2 separate regions of the Mus musculus genome follow, and region 2 is linked to region 1. The links are chromatin loops, found by intact Hi-C in ENCODE. Cell type or tissue: heart. All regions are shown on one strand. Each heading gives the region's core, and the rest is flanking DNA. Links, peaks and the distances in the headings are about the cores only.

Evidence for each region. Peaks named below come from ENCODE experiments on the same cell type or tissue, not always from the same donor. Only the 100,000 strongest peaks of a DNase experiment are listed, where the experiment ranks them.
Region 2: a loop joins it to region 1, with 4 times the contacts of the local background. A loop is called at or near these places in 1 of 42 quality-filtered maps.

The regions. Positions count from the first base shown.
Region 1 is chr8:119,342,427-119,349,785 of GRCm38, forward strand. Hsbp1 (heat shock factor binding protein 1) reads left to right here and starts at 2,112. Exons shown (of 4, transcript NM_024219.1): 1 at 2,112-2,194; 2 at 2,510-2,576; 3 at 3,187-3,307; 4 at 5,610-6,503. The coding sequence starts at 2,150. The coding sequence ends at 3,305. In heart, for the core only: a CTCF peak has its summit at 3,460 (motif pointing left); a DNase peak (open chromatin) is centred at 2,025; H3K4me3 peaks cover 2,066 bases; H3K27ac peaks cover 1,705 bases.
Region 2 is chr8:117,797,983-117,805,341 of GRCm38, forward strand. Mphosph6 (M phase phosphoprotein 6) reads right to left here and starts at 3,992. Exons shown (of 5, transcript NM_026758.4): 1 at 3,870-3,992; 2 at 1,062-1,174. The coding sequence starts at 3,920. In heart, for the core only: a CTCF peak has its summit at 4,193; a DNase peak (open chromatin) is centred at 4,049; H3K4me3 peaks cover 2,722 bases; H3K27ac peaks cover 2,271 bases.

The DNA.
Region 1 (7,359 bases), core at 1,299-6,298:
AAAGAGAAGAGAAGAGAGACTTAACACACCAGAAATCACATCTGTCCTTAAGTATAAGAAGAAAATTAATCTATCACTCAGGAGGGTCAAGTTTGCAGTTTAGATGAAGAAAAATTCAAACAAACAAAGCCAACAACTGCCAGTGTCCTAGGAAGGAAAGAGGGGAGGAGGCAGAGGCTGGAAAAATGGCTCACAGTTGAGAGGACCTGAGTCTGATTCCCAGCACCCATACTGGGCTGCTCACAATTGTCTGTAACTCCAGCTCCAGGGACCCAACACCCTCTTCTGGATTCTGAGGGTGCCTGTATTCCTGGACACATGCACACACGTGCGTGCACACACACACAATCGCTTTGCTTGTCTACCATGGGAAGGGAGTCCTCCGTGTGAATTGAGGTTGGGGGAGAGGGAGAGGGGGCTGGGGAGGATGTGGTCAGATGACAACTGGGGAAGACAGCTGAACCACACATCTATCTCCCTGGCCAGGCCTGACCCACCTTAGTTACCAATGCTAATAAGACTTAGTCTTCCTTCAGCTAAACAAACTGCAGTTACCCCACCCTCACCCCAAAACACAGTCCTGAGACCAAGCTTGTGTGTCAGTTGCAGACAAATAGTCAGGGGCCATTCTGTGGGACTGGAAGTTGGGGTCCTCACTCAACAGAAAGCAGAATTTTGAAAACTTTCCCAGATGCTGCTGAAGAAGAACACACGGTAAGTAAATAACTTAGGGAAGGTCACAGACCTGGTCCCTTTTGAAGCTGGGCCTCAGCCTGGGTCTGGTGGACGCTGGAGTTCCCTGTTTCTCTCCTTTACTAAACTGTCTCCTGGCCTGTAGCCATCCATGTGCCTGTACAATTCACTGTAACGTAGGAACATGGAGAACTCTGGCCGGTGTTGGCTCTGCAGAGGGGATCAGCCACTCCTCCTGCCCTGTCTAGAGTCTTCCTTAAGCTGCCCAACTCCCTATAACAGCCCCAAGGTAGGGTGGAACAATCGGACCTTATATCCTAACGCCGCGTACCTTCACTGGTTTGCTAGACTCAGAGACACCCCCACTCCAGTCCATAAATGTAAAGAATTGGATCTGTCTTAGTTAGGACATCTATTGCTGTGAAGAGACACCATACCCACAACAACTCTCATAAAAGAAAATATTTAACTGGGGCTGGCTTACAGTTCAGAGGACTAGTCCACTATCATCATGACAGGAAGCATGGCATGTGCAGGCAGACATGGTGCTGGAAGAGGAGCTGAGAGTTCTACATCTGGATCCACACACAGCAGGACACTGGCCAGGCTTGAACTTCTGAAACCCCAAAGTCCGCCTCCTAGTGACACACCTCCTCCAACAAGGTCACACCTACTCCAACAAGGCCAAACCTCCTAATAGGGCCAGTCCCTATGGGCCTATGGGGCCATTTGTATTCAAATGACCACGATATTCTATCCCAGCCTCCTCCACTGCCTGCACTGTGTTTTGTCTGTGTGAGGTTGTTGGGTCTCCTAGATTTGGAGTTGTGAGCTACCCTGTGGGTGCTGGGAATAGAACCCGGGTCCTCTGGAAGAGCAGTGAGTGCTCTTAACCGCTGAGCCATCTCTCCAGCCCCCTAATGTTTTTTAGTAGTAACAGAACACTTTCTTATTTTGTGTGTATGTTTATGTGTGTATGCATGCATGTCACAGCAGTGCACACACAATTTGTGGGAATCGAGTTTCTGCTTCCAACATGTGGATCACAGAGATTGAACTCACAGTGTCAGACTTTGAAGCAAGCTCGTCACCGGCTTCGCCTTGCAAGGCCTGAGTGCCTAACTACATCCATGGAAGAAGCCAACGCTAATCCCCACAATTTTGGTCCATTTCCGGCGTTTTCTCCTCCTCTTCCTCTCGGTTCAGCCTTCAGGGTGGAACTGGGCGGAAGATGAAGGCGGAGCTAAGAACTGGGGGGCGTAGCTTATCCGCAGGCAGGACAATCTGAAGCCTCCTAGGACCTTCCGGTGCGTGGCAGAAACTACAACACCCACAATGCCTCGCGGTCCCGTGACCGTGTAGTCGCGAGAACTGTCGGCTTGTGGGCGTCTGCGCCGAGAAACCGAAGTGTAGGTGACGGTTCCGAGACATCGCCGCCAAGCTGGGCACCGGGGAGATGGCCGAGACGGACCCCAAGACCATGCAGGACATCACCTTGGTGGTAAGCGGCAGCCTCATATGGGCCTGGACACCCCGGGGCCGCTCTCGGCCCTGGCGTGGGGTGTGGCCAGCGGCCTCGGCCCGCGCACCTGCGGGGCTCGCCCTCCGGTCGGCCCCGACCCGGACCCTCCGGACCTGACCCGCAGGGACACCGATCCGAGCTGGCAGGCCCTTGCTGAAGGCCTCACACTCCAGCCGGGAACCACCACCACCCCACCCCCCCTTCATGCCTGCGTCCTCGGCTCCCCAACGCCGGTCCCAGGAAGGGGGTCTCGGCATAGGTTGGGATCGGCTGACTTGTCCTGGTTTCTCTTAGGTGGAGACGCTCTTGCAGCAGATGCAAGACAAGTTTCAGATCATGTCAGACCAGATCATCGGAAGGAATATCCTTTTGATTTGGAGGCAGTTTCTTAACTGTGGGGGTGAGCGGGGTGGTTTACAAACAGATTTCAGTTAGTCATTTAGAAATTGCCTTTTTTTTTACAAAGGGTTTATTATTTTTAATTATATGTATAAGGGGGTACTGGGAGTGACTGAGACCAGAGGCGTTGGATCCCCTGGAGCTGGAGTAACAGGCGGTTGTGAACTGCCCAGTACACTCGTGCCCTCTGCAGGAGCCTCGCGTGCTCTTAACGGCCGAGCCTTTTCCCCGTCCCCACTTAGAAGTGTCTTTCCTGATCTTGGCTATATTGTGTTCCCGTGGAGGACTGTGCCAAGAGCCAGAGACACAGCGAGACCTACCCCAAGCCCTTGTTGGTGCCCCTCCAGAACACCAGTAAAGGGGTTTGCATGGTAACCGTTGTCTGGGAGTACTTCTAGAGTTGGAGGTGTAGGGAAGAAAACTCACCCCAGTCCCCCCGAACCCCGACCGCCAGGCTGTCACTGTAGCCAGATGAAACTGGGGAAGCAGCTGTTTAAACCAGTGGGCGGGGGCCTGGGGGGGAGAGGCCGAGGTGAGGTGATGCTGCCGTGCGGGCTCTTTAACTGTGCCACTAGATGACATGAGCAGTCGGATTGACGACCTGGAGAAGAATATCGCTGACCTCATGACCCAGGCTGGAGTAGAAGAACTGGACCCTGAAAACAAGATTCCTACTGCCCAGAAGAGTTGAAGGTGAGGGGGGGGGGTTACCTCAGCGTAAAACGCCCGTCAGTGCGACGGGGTGGGGGGGTGTCGTTGATCGGTTATCAGGAGACCTCTCTCCTCCCCACCGGTGAACTCCCAAGTTTTTGAAATACCACCCGAAGTGAGATCTGACGCCCTCTTCTGGTGAGTCTGTAGACAGCTACAGTGTACTTATCTATAATAATAAATCTTCAGGCCGACCTGAGCGAGCACAGGTCCTAAATTCAATTCCCAACAACCACGTGAAGGCTCACAACCATCTGTACAGCTACAGCGTACTCATATACGTAAAATAAATAAATCTTTAAAAAGAAAAGAAATGTTCCATGCCAAACTAGTTCCTTGGGTAGATTTCACATTTCCGAGTTGTATTACTTCAAACTTACTGTATCAGTGCCAGGCATGTGCCAATCTTTTTCCTCATAGCACGATGTCAGCTATGAAATTCCCACCTAATCCCAGCACTTGGGAGGCAGAGGCAGGCAGATTTCAGAGTTCGAGGCCAGCCTGGTCTACAAAGTGAGCTCCAGGACAGCCAGGGCTACACAGAGAAACCCAATCTCGAAAAACCAAAAAAAAAAAAAAAAAAAAAAAAAAAATGAGATTGATTTTTCCTTCCTTCCTTCCTTTCTTTCTTTCTTTCTTTATTTCTTTCTTTCATTCATGTACGCTGTCACTCTCTTCAGACACACCAGAAGAGGGCATCAGATCCCATTACAGATGGTTGTGAGCCACCGTGTGGTTTCTGGGATTTGAACTCAGGACCTCTGGAAGAGCAGTCAGTGCTCTTAACCTCTGAGCCAGCTCACCAGCCCTGAAATTGACTTTTGTTAAAAGACTTATTTACATATGAGTGTTTTACCTGCATATGTTCCTCATGCCATGGGAGGCCAGAAGAAGGCATCGGTTCTCCTGGAACTGGAGTTACAGGCAGCACTTGCCACCACATGGGTGCTGGGAACCAAACCTAGGTCCTCTCCAAGAGCAAAAGTGCTCTCAATTGATGAGCCTTGTCCGTCCCATGACGGTTTCATTTTAAGTACGTTAACAGTTTGTGTTGGGCCTCACTCGAACCCTAGGCCCTGCATGGACATACGTGGGACTCGGACACATGTCTATCCGGTAAGCTGCTCACTGAGGACCACTGGATGATGGCAGTTTGGGGCATGTGGTTTTGGTGCCCTGCCCTTACCACTGAAATAGCTCATTGCTTTGTTTTTGGAAATAGTGGAGAACTCAAGCCACCTTCATGAGCATAGATATCTTAAGTCCTAGAGATGTGCGTGTGTGTGATTTTTACTGTAAACTTGACGCCTTTACTCTAAAACCACCTACTGAGGTGAATTTCTTCTTGTAGCCTGCACCTGTGCTTGTTGGGGGAGAGGCACTTTTTTGTTTTTTTCTTGAGACGTAATCTTATGCAACCCTGCCTTGTTGGCCTAGAACTTGCTGTATAGACCAGAACGGCCTCAGACTCAAAGAGCTCCACCTGCCTCTGCCTCTGCCTCTGCCTCAAGTGCTGGGATTAAAGGTGGGCCTCACTTTTACCATCTGCAGAGTCCTAATTTCTTAATGAAGTTTACCAAGGATTTAGTATGAGAATATCAAGATCATATATAATGGCTGATTCTTAGCCCCCATCTTATTTTCTGAGCGTGGGCTGGAACCAACTTTTCAGTGACTATAATAGAGGTTGGAATCCAAGAGACTCTTCGGGGCTGGGAAGGTCAGGTAGTGACCGACATGCTGGGCTGCCTCACCGTGAGTCATGTGCTATATTGCAGCCAGTCCTGTCCAGAGAGGAGCTGAAGTATACAGTGGGCCTTGGAGCTGCCAGGGAGCTCTGCTGCGTTACGGCAGGAAACTGAAAGATTGTAGGATTAAAGATGTTCACCGGATGGGTATATACAAAGAAGGAAATGGAAACAGGAAGTAGAGTCAGAACTCTGAATAAAGATGTCTAAATACGAGGCTAGAGACGTGGCTCAGCTCTTAGAGCCGTAAGCTCTTGTAGAGGACCCAAGATCGGTTCCCGGCTGTCCCGTGACGCTGCTCACCACTCTGCAACTCCACCTTCAAAGGCCTCCTCAAGGACTCGCACTCACCCGCACATACACACACAGGAATAAGGACTCACACTCACCCGCACATACTCACACAGGGATGCCAGACACATAAGCAGACTGCTTATTTACCATGGCATTTTGTAGACTAGTGTGCACGGAGAGTGGGGAATTGAGCAGATGACTCTGCTGGAGCTGATACTAATGGTCATTTTCTTCTCCCACAGGCTGCCGGTACTGAATCCAGAATGTTGTTGTCCCGAGCCAAGACAAAAACCAAGTGGCTTTCTGCAACTAACTCCTATGTGTGGACAGGTTTATAAACGTGCATTCTTATCACAGCCTGCATAGCCTAGAGTACCCCTACACCCCATCCCTCAAACTTGCTATCTTCACATCCTGGTCAGTTCTATTAATTATTAAACACTAAAATTTTGGCGGTTTCTGGATAAGATTGTCAAACGTTTTAGTGATTTTTTTCTGAGTTCCCCTCCCCACTGCTCCTCTGTGGTAGTTGCTGTGTGATAAAGTGGCAGAGTACTCGTGATCACGTGACCACAGCCCCTCCCCTGGCAGAAGCCGTTCGTGAGCCGTGAGTGTGTAGGGTTCTTTGATTTTCAGTGCAAAGTGACTGTTGAGCCGCCCGCCACTGGAGTGTCAGAAGTACTTCTCCAGATGGCCCAGGACATTTAATAGTTGTTTGTGCCGAAGCGTCTCTCAGAGTTTTGCATGAGATTCTAGTAGCGTTGGTAGGACCTGCCATGCTCATCCGGCAGGGTATCAGAGCCCAGTGACCCTGTCCTCCCTTCAAGCTACTGACTGAAAGGGAAGAGACCAAAAGACCCAAGTGAGCCCAGCCCTGTCAGCAAGGCTGAAAAATGCCCTTTGACTTGTGGGAGGTGCTGGTTTTTAAGAAATACTATTTTACTTGAACTATTTCTTGTCTAAATTCTTGCACAATGAGTTCTATTATTGATTAAAGAAGACAGATTTACATTCAGGATTCTGGTGTCTGGAGGCTTAGCCTCAAAGCCAGTTTTGATGACTTAGAAGGCAATCTATGTCACTGTCCCCACAAAGTGATTTCATACAATAAAAACCAAGAGTAATTAAACATTGAAGAATGGTGTGGTCCTTCCCAGAGGAAACCCTGGCCAAGTAGAGCGCTCTGCTTTCTCGATTGTGCCGCAGACAGCTTACGGACAACTTGTCCTGTTTCTAAAGTGACGGGGCAAGGGGAGAGCACCTGAAACTGTGTTGTTGGCCTTGCTCTCAAGTAGTAGGAATTCCTGTCATCAGCCAGTGAATGGCACTACAGGTTGAGCCCCTGGAGGTGCCACTTTGTCACACGGAGACAAACCAGCTGCAGCCTGCATGGGGGACGTTCTTGGTCTTATAAATGGAAACTCAGGAGCTGCGTGTCCTCAGAAGTCAGTGGGATGGTTCAGAAAGCAGTTTGCTGCCTTCTGGGCAGATTCTCCAACCAGAAACCCCATCATGATAAAGGTGCTAGAACTGCTGCTGGCATACCCTTGTGTCCAGGGGGCTTGTTACCTCAGTGTTCAGATGGACAAGGGGCTGCCATGTTAGATTCCAAACTGAAGCCTCGGGAAGCCAGGGGTCAGATCAGGAGAGGATGGCTGCCTGAGAGGGAGGAAGACTTCCCCAGGGGTCCTTGTCCCTGGAGGCCTCGTGGGAAGAAAGGTTTATGGTCCTGTTGGAGTTAGAAAGTTCCTCACAAGGACCTGAAGAGACTGTTCAGTGGTTAAGAGCACTGGCTGCTCCTCCAGAGGACCCGGGTTCAATTCCCAGCACCCACCTGGCAGCTCACAACCTTAACTCTAGGGGTCCAACACCCTCACACATCCATGCAGGCAAAACACCAATGCACATAAAAGCTCCTTGCTGCCAGAGTCCCTCCTGCCTCTTCACAGTGCAAACCAGGCGACCAAAACCCGACTTCTCCCGCCTCACTGA
Region 2 (7,359 bases), core at 1,464-6,463, 1.5 Mb before region 1:
ATTTAAGAGGGTGGTTTTCAGGTGACAGACAATCTAAAGCCAGGTGCAGAACTATAGTCTTTTAAGTTAGGATGGAAGACAGTGTTCAAAATGTTGGACTGGACATTGGGTCTATCTTATACCATATAATTTACAAAAATGGTAGTAGTTGCGCTTAATTTATATTTTGAGAAATTTATATTTTTTAAATTAAACAGAAAGGGTGAAATGTTGCAGGATTTTCCCTGTCCAATCACATTAGGACAGTGGGAAGCCTGTGATTGGACAGGAGAAGGGAGGTGGAGCTATGAGTTGGGGAGATACAGAGGTCTCAGGAGGAGAAGCCAACATGGAGGCAGAGGGACTGTCAGGAGGAGAAGCCAAAATGGAGGCAGAGGGACTGGAAGAAGATCCTGATCCCGTGTGGTTTTAAACAGCCACAGGTAGCTAAGATTTTCACAAGGTTAGAATAACTGGGGTAAAGGCTTTATCATTATCAGTTGGCTCTGAAAGTATTGTAATTGGCTTCTTGTAAATTGTGATTTCTATTGTTATATAAATCTGATTAGGTAATTAAGCTTTAAGAGTCATGATTTGCTGGGTGGTAGTGGCGCACGCCTTTAATCCCAGCACTTGGGAGGCAGAAGCAGGCGGATTACTGAGTTCGAGGCCAGCCTGGTCTACAAAGTGAGTGCCAGGACACTCACAGAGTGTCCCTGTGTACACAGAGAAACCCTGTCTTGAAAAAAACCAAAAAACCCCAAAACAACAACAACAACAACAACAAAGTCTTGATTCTACCTGGTAATTAGGTGGGGTGTGCGGAGCATTGAGTGGAAGTGAGAAGAACTGGGCTGGGGGAGGGGAGGTGTATTCTAGAGATGGCCCGGCTGGAGCCCTGTGGCCTCAAGGGGCCAGAGAGACATGAGCTCACGTGGCGCAGGGGCCAACTCCAGAGAGTTGGAGGCTGCAGGAGCGTGGCCTGGCCCCCGCTGAGAGTTTGTCTTAATATTTCCCGCAACACTCCTCATCTGTATTAGCCTCCCCCACCTTCCCCTCCCCCATGAACCCCAGTCACCTACTCCTTCTCCTTCAACTCCGGCAAATCCAGGTACCAGTGCTCGTCGCTGATCATCTTCCGCTCCTCCTCTTCTAGCTGTTTCTTGGTTTCCGAGTCCAGGCCTCTTTGCATGAACTGTTAAGACAGGAGCAAGCCCGTGTCAGTGCCCTGGCTCATGGGTGGCCAGCCATAGGTACCAGGGCACCCGGCAGACAAACGACTCCCTGAGTACCAGTGACCCTTGGATTAGTGACCCTGTGGTTCAAAGTACAGGTGCCTCACACGGCCCCTTACATTCTTGGTGGCAAAACCTGACTAACTGCCTCCTATCTTCAATTTCGCCTTAGCGGATACATGAAGGCACACAGTCAGTCAGTCACCCACATCTACACTGGACAGAGGATAAGAACATGGCTGTGAACCAAGCATGTCTAGGGTTCGGAAGACCTCAGAACACACTCTAAAACTAGCAATTTCACCTCCCTCAAAACTGAGGGTTCAGAGCAGACTCTGGGAAACTATAGCTCTCCAGCTCCATCAGTAACTGTCTAGGGTTTTTTGTTTGTTTGCTTGTTTATTTCTTAAGGTTTCCCAGATAGGATTTCACTGTGTAGCCCTGTCTGTCCTGGAACTCAGGATGTAGACCAGGTTGGCCTTGAACGCAAGAGATCCACCTGCCTCACAGGCCTCTTCAGTGCTGGGATTAATGAAGCATTGCTGTATGATGTTTTCTATAAACTTGGGTTTTTCCTCTGGGCCCCAAGCTCCCATAAATAACAACTCTGAGACTCAAATATATTTACAAATACCTAGGCCAGATAGCATCCCAGCTCAGCTTGCACTCAAAGCTCATGGGGGAATGCTCACTCCCCGGCCCTCGACACAGCACCCGTTTATGCCTTCCTTCCTTTTCTTGGAAACACGTTCTCTAAGAGAGTTTTCATTTCACCATAAGCACTGACAGACCACAACTTCACATGGTGAGGCTTAATGAATCAAATCACCTTTAAGATGGTGGGGATCTGCTACCACCCATTAGAAACACTACTAGGAATGCTGTTTCCTGGGCTAGCCATATGTAAGAGGAGACTCTATTAGGCTGCTGGGGCACAGTGGGCCACAGCTCCCAGACAGCTACACCATCCTGGGGTAAGCTACTGAAACTCTATAGTGTACTGTGTAGCTAAACTATACCGCTTGGTAGGTAGGACAGCTCTGTTAAACACATGTTTATAATACTGTTGAGTCAGGCGTTGTAATCAAGCTCCCCGTGTGTTAGAGACAGGTGCTACAGGCTAATCATTACAAGCAGAAGCTCTGGGGCCAGATGACCAGTCTTTTCAGCTGTTACTTCTGTCTCAGATACCTCAGGTGTCAGAGATGACAACTGTAACTCCTTCAAATGTTACTATGTGAATTAAGTGGTTCAGTATATACACGGAGAACAATGCCGGAATATTGGGAGGACCGTGAATACGTTCTATTAGTATTATTTAAGCTTCAAGAGTTAGCTTTTCCCTGTCTTAACTCCTGTGTTCATCCGCTTTTAACCCCTTTTAAATTGTGGTTAAGCTGCTTCTGTTTTAATGATGTCTGAGACAGGGTCTCATATCCAGCTCAGGCTGGCCACAAATTAAGCTCCTGCCTCCACCTCCCAAGTGCTGGGATTACAAATGTGTGCCATCAAAGCCACTTCAGCTGGCTCAACTTCAAATTTAAAAATCATGGGCTGGGGAAGTTGGCTCAGTGGCTAAGAGCACCCTTGACTCTTGCCTAAGTCCTGGTACTCATACCTGCTGACTTAAAACTCCAGTTTCAGGGGCTCCAACACTCTCTTCTGGCCTTCGCAGGCACCTGAACACACATGGTATATATACAGCTATGCATGCACACACACAAAGGGAAACTCATTTTGTTTAAAAGTTAGTGGAGAACTCATTTCACCCCACTAACATTTTCTCCATTCCCACCACGAAGACAACCTTCACCCAGAACACAGGAACTTTTTTAGCTCATCCTTTTGGCTGTGAGCTTTCACGTTGTTGGGCTGGGCCTTTCTGATTAACCATCATCCACAGTTCAGTTAAAGTGGCCTTAAAAAAACAATAACTAGCCAGGCGTGGTGGCGCACGCCTTTAATCCCAGCACTTGGGAGAGGCAGAGGCAGGCAAATTTCTGAGTTCGAGGCCAGCCTGGTCTACAGAGTGAGTTCCAGGACAGCCAGGGCTACACAGAGAAACCCTGTCTCGACCCCCCCCCCCCCCAACAAACAAACAAACAAACAAAAAGCAATTAACTCAGAAAACAGTTTCCTCCTGCTCATGAGGCAACAGGAACAAAACTTCAGCCTGGCTTACAATTCCTTGGATGTGTGACCACTAAGATTTCCAGCCTCATTTTATGCTCCTTGTCTTTCAGACGTCCGAGCTACCTTTAGTTCTTTGCAACGTCCCTGATTTTCTCCTTCTTAGCTTCTGGACTCACTTTCCCTCAGTTTAGGACACTACCTGCCATCCCTCACGTTGTTCCTCCTTAGGGACCACTTCTCGCGAGAAGTCTAACTTCCCAGGCGGCCCAGACACTAAAGCCACCACAGCACTCAACTCTGCAGGCTCTGATGAACGTTGTGCAGGCTCCCTCCCCACATCAGGCTAAGCAAAATCTCACCCCTGGTGCCCAAAGGCCCGCAGGCTGAGCGAATGAATGGGGTGCGCTGGCCGCGGCCATCCCGAGCCAGTCTGCCCATCGCTTCGGCCCGAGTCCCACTACGGAACATCTCGGAGCTCAGCAGCCTCCCCGCCCGACAACCCAGCATTCCCGACCTCAGCACCTTCATGCGCAGCAGGTTCTTGGATAACTTAGTCTTGCGCTCCGACGCCATGTTGGACGCACTTGCAGAGGCTTTCCCGCCGCACTGCGCTTGCGCACGGTCAAGAGCGGAGCTAGATAAGACGACGCTCTAGACCCGCCCGGGCCACGTCGCTTACAGGCGTGGCAGAGCTTTAGCTCCGCCCCCGCGCCGTTGCCACGCCCCCGATTAGGCACACCCATCGCGCTGCCCCGCCCTAGTGCTCGGAGCTGCTTCTGGCTTCTCCAGCTCCCGGAGCGCGTCTCTCCGCAAAGAGCTGTGGTAAGAGCTCGGGCCACCGCGGGGCGACTGCGATTCAGGGTCCCAGGGCTAAACTCAGGAAAGGCGGATTAAGGGGAGGACGCTGGAGCTGTAGGCGGGGCCTCCACGACACCCGAGGACTCCCTAACGACCCGGTCTGGAAGTTCCTTGCTGAGGTCCTAGCTGAGGCCGCTGAGGTTGCTGCCAGAGTTTAAAAGTTTTAAAAATACGAATGGTGGCTTTCTATGAAGCGTGTTTTCTAGAACTCTCAGTAGCCCTGAGCCGCTGGTGTCGCTATGCTCTGTCCCAGAGTGAAGGAGGTGGTCACAAACCCAGGCTGCGTGATAGCTGTAGGGCTGCACACAAACCGTGGAAGACTGATGAATATGCATACACCTGTTCGCTGTGCATCTTGGAGCCTGAAGGATTTCCTTCTGGAATGGGAAGAATGGCAGGAACTAGCAAGAGCTGTACGCAAGGCGACAACTTGTGAAGGGGCCAGGGGTGGTTTAATGGGTGAAAACACTTGCTGCCAAGCCCGAGGAGGACATGAGTTTGATCCCCGGGACCCCCGTGATGGAAGGGCAGAATGGACTTCCACAAGTTGTGGTGCCGTACCTCGTAAGTATACGGAAGGACACATCACTGGCATGTAATAAGCAACCCGCTGGAGAAGTGGTAAAGTCGAGATTCATAAAGCATTCCGGATATTAAACGCCCTGCAGGTTTTCTCAGTGGAGTAAATAAAGACATAATGTGTTAAGTGGTTACAGAAACACATTTACTCATAACTGTCAGTGAGACATGGGTGAGCACCAAGGGGCTAAAGACACATTCCCACCCTTTCCTGGAGCTACATTAGAAAGCAGTAAATACCGTGGAAGGAAGAAAATGGCTGCAGCCAGTGACTTTTAGGGTCACTTTAAATTTAATCCAGGGTGGCCCTCTTCAGATCAAAGTGGGAAGGCTTGAAAGTCAAGAAAATATCGTTATATGAAGCCTTGGTGGTAGAATGTACCAAAAATAAAAAATAAAATAAATAAAAATCCTGCTATCTTGTTACCGGACTAACCATATATGGCAGACTTATGTCTCCTTCCATTCAAATACTGAAGTCCTGACCCCCATTATTTCAAAATGTGACTGTGTTTGGAGACAGGGCTTTTCAAGAGACAACCTTTAGGACGAACCCACATCCAGTGTGGCTGGTAGCCTTTCTTCCCCTGTGCTGTAGACGAAACCTACAGCCACACACTAAGCTTACCACTTAGCTAAATCTTCAGCCTCCTGTCATAAGATGAAAACTTCTGAGTGCACCAGAGGTGTGTGTGCTAAAAGAAAGACCATTTACACGCCAAGGAAAGAAGCCCCAGAGAAGCCAAAACTACTACTACCTTGGTCATGACTATAAGAAATACATGTAGCCGACACCCAACACCCCCTCCCACCCCACCCCTGTAGTATTTCATTATGGTGACCATAGAAAAATGAAGTATCATGTAACTATAAGTTACAGTTGTGACAAGAGCTTGCTGACCAAAGATGGCATAGCAAGAGTCCCTGAGCCTCTCTGGCCTGGCAAAGGCAGTGTATCCCAAATGGTATGACATTTAATTGTTTCAATAATCCCTTGTTTTCTTAGCTCCCACCCCTTGTTACCCCTCTGGCTTATGGTGTTGTGTTTTATTTTGATATTCCACCCCACCCTAAATTTTCACTCTAGACACTCCAGTGATGCCCCTCCTATAAAAAGAAAAAGGAGGATTTGTGGGATGTGAAGCTATGCTAAAAGGTTTGGTAAGGTAGAGCAGGTTGAGACCCGGAGACTTGGTGGGCACACACCTGAGACTTAGTCGACTTCCACTCCTGGCCTTGTTTTACATCCTACAAGTTAGCCAAGGACTAGTTAGTCCTCCCAGTCATTCCCAGGGCTGTGTGCTGTAGCTGCAGGTCACCCACTCCCCATTTTGCAAATCTGAAACTCTACCAAGCAAACAGTACACAATCATACCTGCTAATCCACTTCCTAGAATTCTGACCTTGGCTACTGTGTAGGATTTTGAAAGAAGTGCCTGAGGACAGAGGAGAAGAAAAGGTGACTTAATCTCCAGGAAGCTCGAGGGTGTCTGAGTTAACTCTTGAAGGATGAGTCCTTTTGGGTTAAGAAGAGGAAAACATCGTCCTTTGTGGATGTAATAGCATGTGTACAACCATCAACGGCTGGCCAAGCTCCATAACTTCATTCAGACCTCCATTATTTCTAGTCTACTTGAGCACTGGGTTTTGATTTGTTTCCCCGAAACAGGGATGCTATTGTCTCAATTCTTCAGCACTCGTTTGAGAGATAAAGACCAAAGTTTTCAAGCAGTCAACTAAAAACATTCTGTATTTTTATTTGGTGTTGCAAATACTTAAAACGAATACCCAAAAGTCCTACCTCTCCAAATGTAATACATGAGTAGTAATTTAAGACTAATAGTGTAATTGTGGCTTTGAATTGCTCCCCACAGGGAAGATAACTCCTTAATCTTTTGATGGTACTAGATTATAGAACACAGGATAGATGCTCTACTCAATAACATGTTGTGATTAAATACAATAAAGAAATCACTGTTTTGTGGTCAGAAATATCCTAAGTAGGTCTTCACATGGTTCCGAGTCATGTCATGATGAAGTTGGTTGGGATTGTAAAGGCCAACTACTGGATCCATCAAGAAGAGGACTCCTCTCTCCATATTGAGTCCTCCCACCCTTTCTCTCCATGTCTGCAGTACTGACTTCAGAGCTGCTGTGGCAGCACACACCTTCCCCGTGCGGGAGCTGGGGGAGAAGAGTCTGGGGCCTGCAGAGGATGCTCTCATGCAGAGATTGAGGCAGATGGTATATTAAGTCCCACTTGCTACTTTTGCTTGTTTGTTTCCAAGTACCAGTTATGAAGGGGCATACACAAAACAGATTTATTGGGATACCCCGTAGTTCCTAGAGTTGACGAGGGGGCTTAAGAACAAAGGGAAAAAAAAAGGGCAGCAGCCAGGACCACCAAGGAATCTTGGAAGCAGGGATGAATGTAAACTGTCACTGGGTGAACACCAGCAGATTTCTCAGCTCTTAAGGCACTCTGCTCACAATTTCAAAGTCAAGGAGGGTCTCCATTTGTCCTGGTTTAGGGTAGGACTTGATTTATAATCCCAGCGGGAGGCGAGAGACTTCA